2 separate regions of the Homo sapiens genome follow, and region 1 is linked to region 2. A link is a loop called in an ENCODE intact Hi-C map of the cell type or tissue named here. Cell type or tissue: endothelial cell of umbilical vein. All regions are shown on one strand. Links, peaks and the distances in the headings refer to the core of each region. The heading gives the core; the rest is flanking DNA.

The links. A loop is a pair of places that touch in the nucleus more often than their neighbours do. Peaks named below come from ENCODE experiments on the same cell type or tissue, not always from the same donor. Only the 100,000 strongest peaks of a DNase experiment are listed, where the experiment ranks them.
Region 1: a loop joins it to region 2, with 2.5 times the contacts of the local background. A loop is called at or near these places in 2 of 110 quality-filtered maps.

Annotation. Positions count from the first base shown.
Region 1 is chr10:119,098,529-119,103,766 of GRCh38, forward strand. No RefSeq gene overlaps it. Among named protein-coding and RNA genes, the nearest start is that of DENND10, 3.0 kb to the right of the region's middle. In endothelial cell of umbilical vein, for the core only: no CTCF peak of the experiment used is centred there; a DNase peak (open chromatin) is centred at 2,433.
Region 2 is chr10:119,655,585-119,660,822 of GRCh38, forward strand. The region is part of intron 1 of BAG3 (BAG cochaperone 3); the gene reads left to right. Among named protein-coding and RNA genes, the nearest start is that of BAG3, 6.8 kb to the left of the region's middle. In endothelial cell of umbilical vein, for the core only: no CTCF peak of the experiment used is centred there; a DNase peak (open chromatin) is centred at 2,887; H3K27ac peaks cover 1,138 bases.

The DNA.
Region 1 (5,238 bases), core at 1,367-3,866, 560 kb before region 2:
GTTTTATTTTTAAAAATCTGAGGGGAAAGGGATTTTAAGACATTTCACTGTAGGTAATAAATTCTGTCCTCTTTAATGTTTTTTGGAAAACGCAAAGAAAGATCAGAATTATTTTAATTACATTTTTCTTGCTGAACTATGTATTATTCTTTTTTTTAGAGACTGGTTTTTTTAGAGACTGGGTTTTGCTCTGTCACACAGGCTGGAGTGCAGTGGCTCAATTGTAGCTCATGGCAACCAGTGACTCTTGGACTCAAGTGATCCTCCCACCTCAGCCTCCTGAGTAGATAGGTTCAGGTGTGTATCTCCAAGCCCACCTAATTTTTAAATTTTTGTTCTAGAGACAGGGTCTTGCTATGTTGCCCAGGCTGCTCTTGAACTCCTGGGCTCGATGCTTTTGCCTCAGCTTCCCAAAATGCTGGGACTACAGGAATGAGCCTCGGTGCCCAGTCCATGAACTATTTCTTTTAATGCAACATAGTAGCCAGGTGTGATGGCTCACACCTGTAAGCCCAGCACTTTGGGAGGCTGAGGTGGGAGGATGTCTTAAGGCCAGGAGTTCAAAACCAGCCTGGGCAACATAGTGAGACTCCCATCTCTACAAAAATAAAATAAAAATAAAAATAAAAATTAGCCGGGCATCGTGGCTCATGCCTATAGTCCCAGCTACTCTGGAGGCTGATGCAGGAGGATTGCCTGAGCCTAGGAGTTCAAGGCCATACTGGGCAACATAAGGAGACCCCATCTCTACAAAAAGTTTTAAAAAATTGCTGGGCATGGTGGCACAAACCTATGGTCCCAGCTACTCGGGAGGCTGAGGTGGGAGAATTGCTTGAGCCTGGAAGGTCAAGTCTGCAGCAAGCTGTGATTGAACGACTGCACCCCAGCTTGGGTGACAGAGCAAGACCCTGTCTCAATAGATAAATGAATAAATAAATAGAAAGAAAGAAAGAAAAAAGAATAATGCAACACAGCTCGAAACCTGGGCTTCTTAGGGCCGGAGAGCTACCCAGCATCCTGAAACCATTGAGAACACAAGGAGGATGACTTCATCTTGGGAATGTTCTGGAAGCCTCACATATGCTAGAAGTCAGGACGGAGTGTCAGAGCAGTTGACTGAATCGCCTTCCAGTTCCCAAGTGAGACTGAATCCCTTAAATTAAAAGAGCTTGGCCAGGCGTGGTGGATCACACCTGTAATCCCAGCACTTTGGGAGGCCAAGGCGGATGGATCACTTGAGGCCAAGAGTTTCAGACTAGCCTGGCCAACATGGTGAAACCCCATCTCTACTAAAAATAAAAAAAAATTAACCAGGCTTGGTGGCACACACCTGTAGTCCCAGCTACTTGGGAGGCTGAGGCAGGAGAATTGCTTGAGCCTGGGAGGCGGAGGTTGCAGTTAGTGGAGATCACACCACTGCACTCCAGCCTGGGTGACAGAGCAAGACTCCGTCTCAGAAAAAAAAAAAGGCTGGGCACAGTAGCTCACACCTGTAATCCCAGCACTTTGGGAGGCTGAGGTGGGTGGATCACCTGAGGTCAGGAGTTCGAGACCAGTCTGACCAATATGGTGAAACCCTGTCTCTACTAAAAATACAAAAATTAGCCGGGTGTGGTGGCCTGCGCCTGTAGTCCCAGCTACTCAGGAGGCTGAGACAGGAGAATTGCTTGAACCCAGGAGGCGGAAGTTGCAGTGAGCTGAGATTGCATCACTGCATTGCGACAGAGCAAGACTCCATCAAAACAAACAAACAAACAAAACAACAACAACAAAAAAAAACTGCCACCCTAATGGCTCCCTTGGCTGACACATGCCCAATCTATGATGGAATCCAATTACAGAAACAAAGATGAAAAAGAACCATATTTGACTCATAGGAACCTGGGATTGGAACACCTGGAAGATGCTGGGGTCCCTTGTGCACTTGTCCATGTGGCCAGACAGTTTAGGCACTTTCCAAATCTGCTTCAGTGCCAGTAACTTACTCTTTTTCTGCAGAGCAAGGAGTGAGCAGGCTGTGCAAAAAAGAATTCACACGACAGGCCTGAGGGTGATATCCATAGAAAGTCTGCTGGCCAGTTTGGCCCTTGGCTGTGCCTGGAAACTTGGACTTCGGCAGTGTTCCCAGCATTTCTAGAACTGATCAAACTGATCAGAGTGACAGACTATGCCTGAACTATTTGTACATACAATGTGGTTCATGAGAGTCTGGAAATCTGGTATGAGCTAGGCAGAGGGTACCTATGTGACTGGCCCCCAGTAAAAACTGAGTTACTTGGTGACTGAGTTCTAACAAGCTTCCCTGGTTGATAAATATCACAAGTATTGCCACAACTTGTTGCTGGAGGAATTAGGTGTGTCCTGTGTGACTCTACCAGGAAATAACTCTTGGGAACTTGGCCCTGGTTTCCTCCAGACATCACCCCATGTGCCTTTTCCCTTTGCTGATTTTGCTTTGTATTCTCTGGCTGTAATAAATCATAGCCCTGAGCTGGGGATGGTGGTTCACATGTGTAACCCCAGCACTTTGGAGCCTGAGGTGGGCAGATCGCTTGAGGTCAGAAGCTTGAGATCAGCCTACACAATATGGTGAGATCACATCTCAAAAAAAAAAAAAAAAAAATAGCTAGGCATGGTGGTGCCTGCCTGTAGTCCCAGCTACTCAGGAGGATGAGGTGGGAGGATAGCTTGAGCCTGGATCAAAGCTGCAGTGAGCCGTGATCGTGCCACTGCACTCCAGCCTGGGTGACAGAGTGAGACCCTGTCTCAAAAAAATAAAAATGTATATCATAGCCATGAGTATAGCTATATGCTGAATCCTGAGAATCCTTCCAACAAATCATTGAATTTGGGGGGTGGTCTTGGGGACCCTTTATATTCTTACCTATAAAATTAGGCTATTCTTATCAATAAAACTAGCATAAAGATTTTCCCTGATTCAAATCTTTATTGGGAGAGTCACGGAGGAAAGTATGGTTAGCTCCATTTGATCACTGAGAAAACATGCACAGAAAAGATAGGAAACATGTGTGAGGTTTCGCAGCTAAGATGGGCAAGGGGGTTGGAACTCAGGTTGTCTGTTTCCACACCCCAGCTCCATCTGTCTGTGACAGCGCAGAGGTCAGTCTTACTTTTAAAGATTGGGGATGCGTCGCCTCTGCTCTCTCCACCCTCTATTCCTTTTCCCTTCACTCTGGTGTACCTGTCTGGCAGGTAAGACAGCACTTGTGGAGAAACAGGAGGGAAGGAGGTGTCAATTCCAGGTATCATCCCACTCACTGGAGCCTGGACACACCCCTCATTATCTTTCCCCTCCCTGCACCCACTATCATCTCCCTCTCCTTTGTTTAATTATCTGTTCATCATCGTCTTCATCCTCATTTCTTTTCTTTTTTTTTCTGAGATGGAGTCTCACTCTGTCGCCCAGGCTGGAATGCAGTGGCGCGATCTTGGCTCACTGCAACCGTCCTCTCTTGGGTTCAAGCCAGTCTGCCTCAGCTTCCTGAGTAGCTGGGATTACAGGCACCTGCCACCATGCCTAGCTAATTTTTGTGATTTTTTGTTTGTTTGTTTTTGAGATGGAGTCTCGCTCTGTCGCCCAGGCTGGAGTGCAGTGGCGTGATCTCGGCTCACTGCAAGCTCCGCCTCCCGGGTTCACGCCATTCTCCTGCCTCAGCCTCACAAGTAGCTGGGACTACAGGCACCTGCCACCACGCCCGGCTAATTTTTTGTATTTTTAGTAGAGACAGGGTTTCACCGTTTTAGCCGGGTTGGTCTCAATCTCCTGACCTCGTGATCCACCCACCTCAGCCTCCCAAAGTGCTAGGATTACAGGCGTGAGCCACCGTGCCCCACCTAGTGCAAGTTTCTAGTTGGCTTCCAAACTGATTCCACATCTGTGTCCCACTCCTCAGCCTCTAAACACCTGCTTCTTTTCTGTGAAAACTAGACACATTAACAGTTATACTACAACAGGAAGCCCAGAGAATAGAAGGGCACGTAGTTCAGGGTGCTGCCTTCCAGGGGTTCAGTTTAGTGAGAGAAACAGGAATGCCATATACACACCTAAATATACTCCAATGTATAAATTGCAGCCTGGGCAACATAGCGAGAAACTGTCTCCAAAAAAAAAAGAAAGAAAAAAGAAAAAAACAGGCGCAGTGGCTCACGCCTGTAATCCCAGCTACGCAGGAGGCTGAGGCAGGAGAATCCCTTAAAACCGAGAGGCGGAGGTTGCAGTGAGCCGAGATCGCGCTATTGCACTCCAGGCCGGGCAACTGAACAAGACTCCATCTCAAAAAAAAAAAAAAAAAAAGAAAAAAGAAAAAAAGATGAGGGTGGGATTGTATTCCTGCAGACACCAAGGACCCTCCCTAATTAGCTCTGTGTGACTTGGGGTTGGGGCAGACAGTAGATCCAGAGGAGGAATCTTGGAGCCAAATCTTCCAATGTCTGAGTCGTTACTATCATTCAGATCTCAGTTCAAATATCCCTTTCTCAGAGAAGCCTTTCTTGACACCCATTTTAGAGCAGCACACCTCCACTCTCTAACACACTGCCTCCAGGGCACATATCGTTGCCTCCAGGGCACATATCATTCTGAGCTTTTTTACTATTATCTATCTATCTGTCATCTATTTATCTATTTATTTATTTTTGAGACAGGGTCTCACTCTGTCACCCAGGCTGGAGTGAGTGGCAGGATCACAGCTCACTGCAGCCTCAAAATCCTGGGCTCAAATGATTTTCCTGCCTCAGCCTGAGAGTAGCTGGGACTACAGGTGCATGCCACTATGCCTGGCTAATTTTTAAATTTTTTTTGTAGAGATGGGTCTCACTATGTTGCCAAGGCTGATCTCGAACTCCTGACCTCAAGTGATGCTCCTGCCTTGGCCTCCCATCGTGTTGGGATCAGAGGCGTGAGCCACCTCACCTGGCCTGGATTATTTATTCTACTCGCCAATTGTCTGTCTTCCCCAGTGGACTGCTCTGTCTTGTTCAGCCCTATAAGGTATCCCCAGTGCCTTATTAGGCCCTCAATTTTTGTTTTGTTTTGTTTTGGGGGTGGCTGGATGAAGGAATGGATGGAGACCCTTCCTCCATCCTCAGGACGCCTCTTTTTAGGAACAAGGTGACCTGTTCTTTTGAGCTTGACCAGAGGGCAGAGGTAGAACAAGGAAAGCCTACGACGGGAAGAAAGATTGGAGTGGATTGAGAAGAAGAAGGATGAACAGCTGG
Region 2 (5,238 bases), core at 1,533-4,032:
TTAGCAGAGGCGGAGCACAATCAGGAAATGAGTGGCCGTTCTCTCCTTCGTATTTCCAGCAAGTTGCAGTTGTGGCTGAGCAAGTTCCTGTGCGACTGCATGAAAGTGATTTGTTGGGGGGCAGATGAACAGCATGGCCAGATGCCTTGGAGCCCAGCTCATCCAGGACTTTCATTTTCCCCTCTGAAGAACAGCCTGTGTTGTTCACATGAGAACCGACTGCACCTCCGAGAACATCATTTGTCCCGTTTTGTAGGGTAGATTTGCCCTTTATGAGGGTGGAGCCTGTACACAGGACCTGCGGCAGCGTTTGACGTTGGCCAGGGCTGGGAAGGCTTAACTGTTGGATGCTATCAGGGCTGCTTGTGAGTCAGAAAGCTTCATACCACCCATGAGGCTTGCTTAGTGCTGTCCTCGTTTCTGGAATGACACACAGTCACCTTATATAAACCACTCTACATGTTTATTACTTTCTATTGACATTTAAAAATGATGTTCTGATGTTTATCATCCAAAGTAGAAAACCATTCATCATCCAGACCTACTCTTTCTCCTTTAAGTTTTGCTGTTTTAATATTGCTCTTAAATGTTTAAGAGAGCTTACAGAAGAAACTGAAGACAAAGGCCTTGCTTATTAGGATCTTTGAGACCCTCTGGCACTGGCGAACACGAGTGAACCCTGTGTCACACTTGACCGTGTTATTCTCCAGCCCCTCCTGGGTTCCCTTTTGTTGTGAGTCAAGTAGACACCTCTGATCTGCTTCTGCCTCAGAGCATAGACTCAGCTGGCCTTCTTTTTTTTTTTTTTTTTTTTGAGACGGAGTCGCACTTTGTCTCCCAGGCTGGGGTGCCGTAGTGCGATCTTGGCTCACTGCAACCTCCGTCTCCTGGGTTCAAGCGATTCTCCTGCCTCAGCCTCCCAAGTAGCTAGGATTATAGGTGAGCGCCACCATGCCCATCAGCCGGCCGTCTGAGGCAGGCTCCAGAGCCCCTTGTTTTGCAGGTGCAGGATTCATCTGTATGCATCATGTGGCACATGTGATACCATGTGAGGTATCTGGTGTTACTAAGTCGTCACGTATTTCGATGAAGGTATCTTTGGGACCTTGGCAGCCTTTTAGGAAGCCAGGCAGCTTGCAAAAGCTTAGGAAGAATTTGGGGGGAGAGGAATGAATGTAGTATTTTTCTGTCTGTCAACACACACACATATATATATATATGTGCCAGATATGAGTGGGTGCTTTTGGTAACCTTATCTCTAAATCCTCACCAGCTCTTTGAACTAGAAACTATGAAGTGTCTTACACATGGGACAGCAGATTTGGAGAGGCAGTGTGCCTGGCCTGTGATAAACAGAAAGACTTCTGTGGCTTTACCCCCATCTGAGTTCCTGAAGGGGTGACAGACAGACTTGCCTTTAGCGGGCCTGGCTGCTTTATACTCCCCAGGCACGGCTGCTTTATACTCCCCAGGCACAGCTTGAGGTGATAAACAGCCCTGAGTCCATCTTTGTATAGTTAATCAGAAATGTTGGCCTGTTTCTTGAACCTGGGTCTGGATTTAGGAGATGGGCCCGACTCTTTACTCACTCCTTTACCCCATCTGAAATTCACTGAGTGCCCACAGTGTGCGAGTCACAGTGTTAAATGCCATATAGAGGACAAGTCTGCCCACTTTGAGACTGTTCTCCACAAAGCATGTCCTGCCTCTCCCTGGTCCGAAGCAGGCTGTCTCTCTTCTGGAACCCATATTATTTTAATTTGAATCTTTTTGCTTAAGCTCTGCACTTTTCTGCTTTGTCTTGGGGTCACACCCCTGTTAGGAGTTCTGGGGCAGAGTCTGTGTGCTTCATCGCTGCCTCTTGATGCCTGGCAGGGTCCACAGGCTCAGAAAAGATGGAACGAGTGACTGTGGAGAAGGGTAGAACATGGGCCTGCCCAGAGCGCGAAGGCAGATACAGAAGAGCTGCCCGTGAAGGATGCAGGTGTGTCCCGGGAAGCCTTCCATTGGTTCCTAAGAACTGCAGAGTTGTCCTGGGCTCCTAAAGGTCCCCAGAGGCCTGCTCCTTTTTGTCACTTTGTGAATGGCCTTCTCTGCACAAAGGACTTCAGTATTGATTCCCTAAGTTCATCCTTACAGGTCTGGAGAAGCTCTTTTTTGTTTCTCCCAATGACACAGCATCTTACAGCAGGGCTGGAGAGGCTGGGAGCTGGCAGCAGCCAGACCCTACTTCCATAGCTGTGCAGAGAGCAGCCCCTGGCACTGTGAAAAGAGTCTCTTAAAAATTTTTTTTCGTGTGGCTGGCAGCAAGATCAGACACCGTATACGTGAAGGTTCTTATTCACTGTCAATTCAGAAAAGCCTAGAATCGCAGAGTGCCAGCTCTGTGCGTCAGGAGCCTGTAAACAGCTCAGCTGTCCAAGAGCTCCCAGCACAGAGCTGTGCCCCAGTGAACTGGGGAGACTTTTTACGGAAAATTCCTTAGCATTCAATTGGAGAACAAACGTTTGCTGTTTTAAAGTATCTTCCTCAGTGTTTATTAAAGTAGAATTATATATTTTTTTCAGTTATTTAAAAAATTCTTCCTTGACATTGAATGAATGAATAAATGAATGGATGGTTTAAAAATTCATACAGTGGGAGGATGGGAAGGCCCCTTCATGTGCAGAAGAAAAGCCAGCCCCTTCGCTGGCCCACCCTTTCAGGGTCAGTTCAGACCCCCAGCATCCCAGCGGGGTTAGCACTCCTTCCTGGGTTGGACGGTGTCTTCCCCGGTTCTGACAGCGCTCCATGCCGGGCGTCCCTGCAGTCTTGGGGCTGTGGTGACTCAGAATTAAGCTGAGTGCTCTCACTCTCGTGTACCCTGCCTGGCTGGCCTGATGACTCAGCATGGAGCGCTGGCTCCCTGACCCAGAGCACACTTGAACTGAATGTTCCAGGTCTGAGCCTCAGCCGAGCGTGGCTGGGCGAAATGGAAGCCTTTCTCTCCTGCTGCCTCTCCTGCTGCATTTTACCCCGGGAGATGAAGGTTTTGGAGACGTTAGTGACACATGGATGTTATCACAGTGTACAGCTGTGACAGGAGTAGCAGAAAGGTTAGCATCTACCTGGCCTTACCATCAGACAAACCTGGGTTCTAGAGATCTTAGGCAAAGCACTTACCCTTCTTGAGCCTCAGTCTCCCGTTGTGTGAAGTGGGCATAGCAACACTTCTGTTAGCAGGGTTGGGAGAATCAAGGAAGATGGTGTGTGGGAGGCGAACGTCCCAAAGCCTGAACTGATGCATGCGTGGAACTCCCGGAAACATATGCAGCCTGCTCTGTGGAGTAGAAGTGTGTTTGTGGATAGGTGTGTGGCCTCTCCACACAGCAGACTGTCCTGGCTGTCCGTGGGCCTTTCAGCTCTCAGAGAGGCCTGGGGTCTTGTTTCTTAGAAGCAAGGCCTCCTCTTATCCCCCTTGTATGGAGTGTAGCTGACTCCCCCGACCAGTGTCCAGGTGGCCCTTGGAGCCCTCCCTGGGGCTTCCCGTGCCCCTTGTGAGTGGAGGATGTAAAGGAACAGTAACAGATGAAGCTGCGGGGCCTTCGGGAGCCTTGACCCAGCTGCCAGACCCTGCGCCATGCGTCCATAGATGCATCTCCCCATCCTCTGCCCAAGATAGGCTGGGTCCTTGTGTCCTCCACTGTGCTGTGTAGAGCGCTGGCTTTACTCAGCCTCAGCTCCTCAAGGGGAGGGTCTCCCTCAGCTGTGTCTGTGCAGCCGCAAAGTACCAGGCAGGAGCTAGGAGCGCTGCCTGTGAGGGGGGACATCAGCCCACCTTACTGAGGGGCCGATTACCTGCACAGCTCTTCTGGACCCAGCTCTCAGGGGTGTAAATGTCACCGCAGATGGAAGGAAGGAGGGGTTTTCCAAGTGCCACCACCCTCTTCTGGGGGGTGTGGCTGCTGTGGACCGAATGCTTGAGAAGCCACTGCAGGTGGGAGCAGAGCCCCCCCGGGACTCAGGGGTCTCACCGTCCATCAGAGAGGGTCCCCTTGCCTGCATGGCAGCTGATGAACTGAGGATGTTTTTCTTTTGGAAATTGTATTTTGTACAGAATACACGTCCGCTGATGTCCTGTACACTGAGACCTAACAGGCACTTGTAGGGTCGTGTCTGGAGGATGGACTTGCCAGGTGGCTGACCATTCCATTTAGCATGGAAATGTAGCAGTTGAGAGAGGTCCTTTTCCTTGACTCTGTCTAAATTCAGAGTTTGCTTCCTGGGATGGAAATTTCAGATAGTTTCCATCTGTGATTTGTGACTTTGGCTTGATTAAAGCAGGTGGCTCCGCTCTTTTTTTTTTCCCCTGAAGAAGAGGTAGGTAGGTTCTAACATGCCCTGAAGCTAACTTCATGTGACCTTGGGCCACATTCCAGTTCCTACCTCTGCCACATGGAACCCGTGAGGCAGGCTGCAGGGCTGGGGCTGCAGGGAGGCTGGATGCTGACTCAGGTGCCCCCAGCAGGGGAAATACCAGCAGCTGCGGATGGTGCCTGGCCTGGAGACGGCTGACGTGTGCCCTGGTGAGGGGCCATCGAGGATGTTGAGGAGACGCCAGCAGATGTTCTGCTCCCAGGCGGACCCTTCTGTGCCCCAGCCTGGCCTGGCTTTTCTCTCTAGGCCTCAGGGAGATGTGTCAAGGAACCACAGTCAGTGCGGCTGGGCGCCCTGCTCAGCCAGGAGTTTGTCTGCAGAGCAGGCCTCTTCCCCAGAGCAGCGGCCCAGCCTGTTGGAGAGGTGGGTCGTTTAGGGCTCAGGTCCCTAGAGTTGTCTTTGGCTCTTTGCTTCCAGGCTGTGAAACTTTAGATAAAGTCTTAAGCAGAGAAAGTGACATCCTTGCTAATTAGTCCTCTTAAGACTCTCAGATAAAGGGGCTTCTAATTCTAACTGTCTTACTACCAACTTGGTGAGACAGACTAAAGAATTAGGCTTTGTTGAACAGGGCGCGGTGGCTCACACCTGTAATCCCAGCACTTTGGGAGGCCGAGGCAGATGGATCACTTGAGCCCGGGAGTTCGAGAGCAGCCTGGGCCCCATAGTGAGACCTTGTCTCTAAAATAAATAAATAAATAAATATTTTTTTAAAAAAAGAATTAGGCTTTGTAAACGGTAAGCCCAACCAGCTAGTGCTGGAGAAAAGCTGAGTCCATCAATAACTATTTGTGGAATAAAGAAATGCAATTGTGGCTGGGCGTG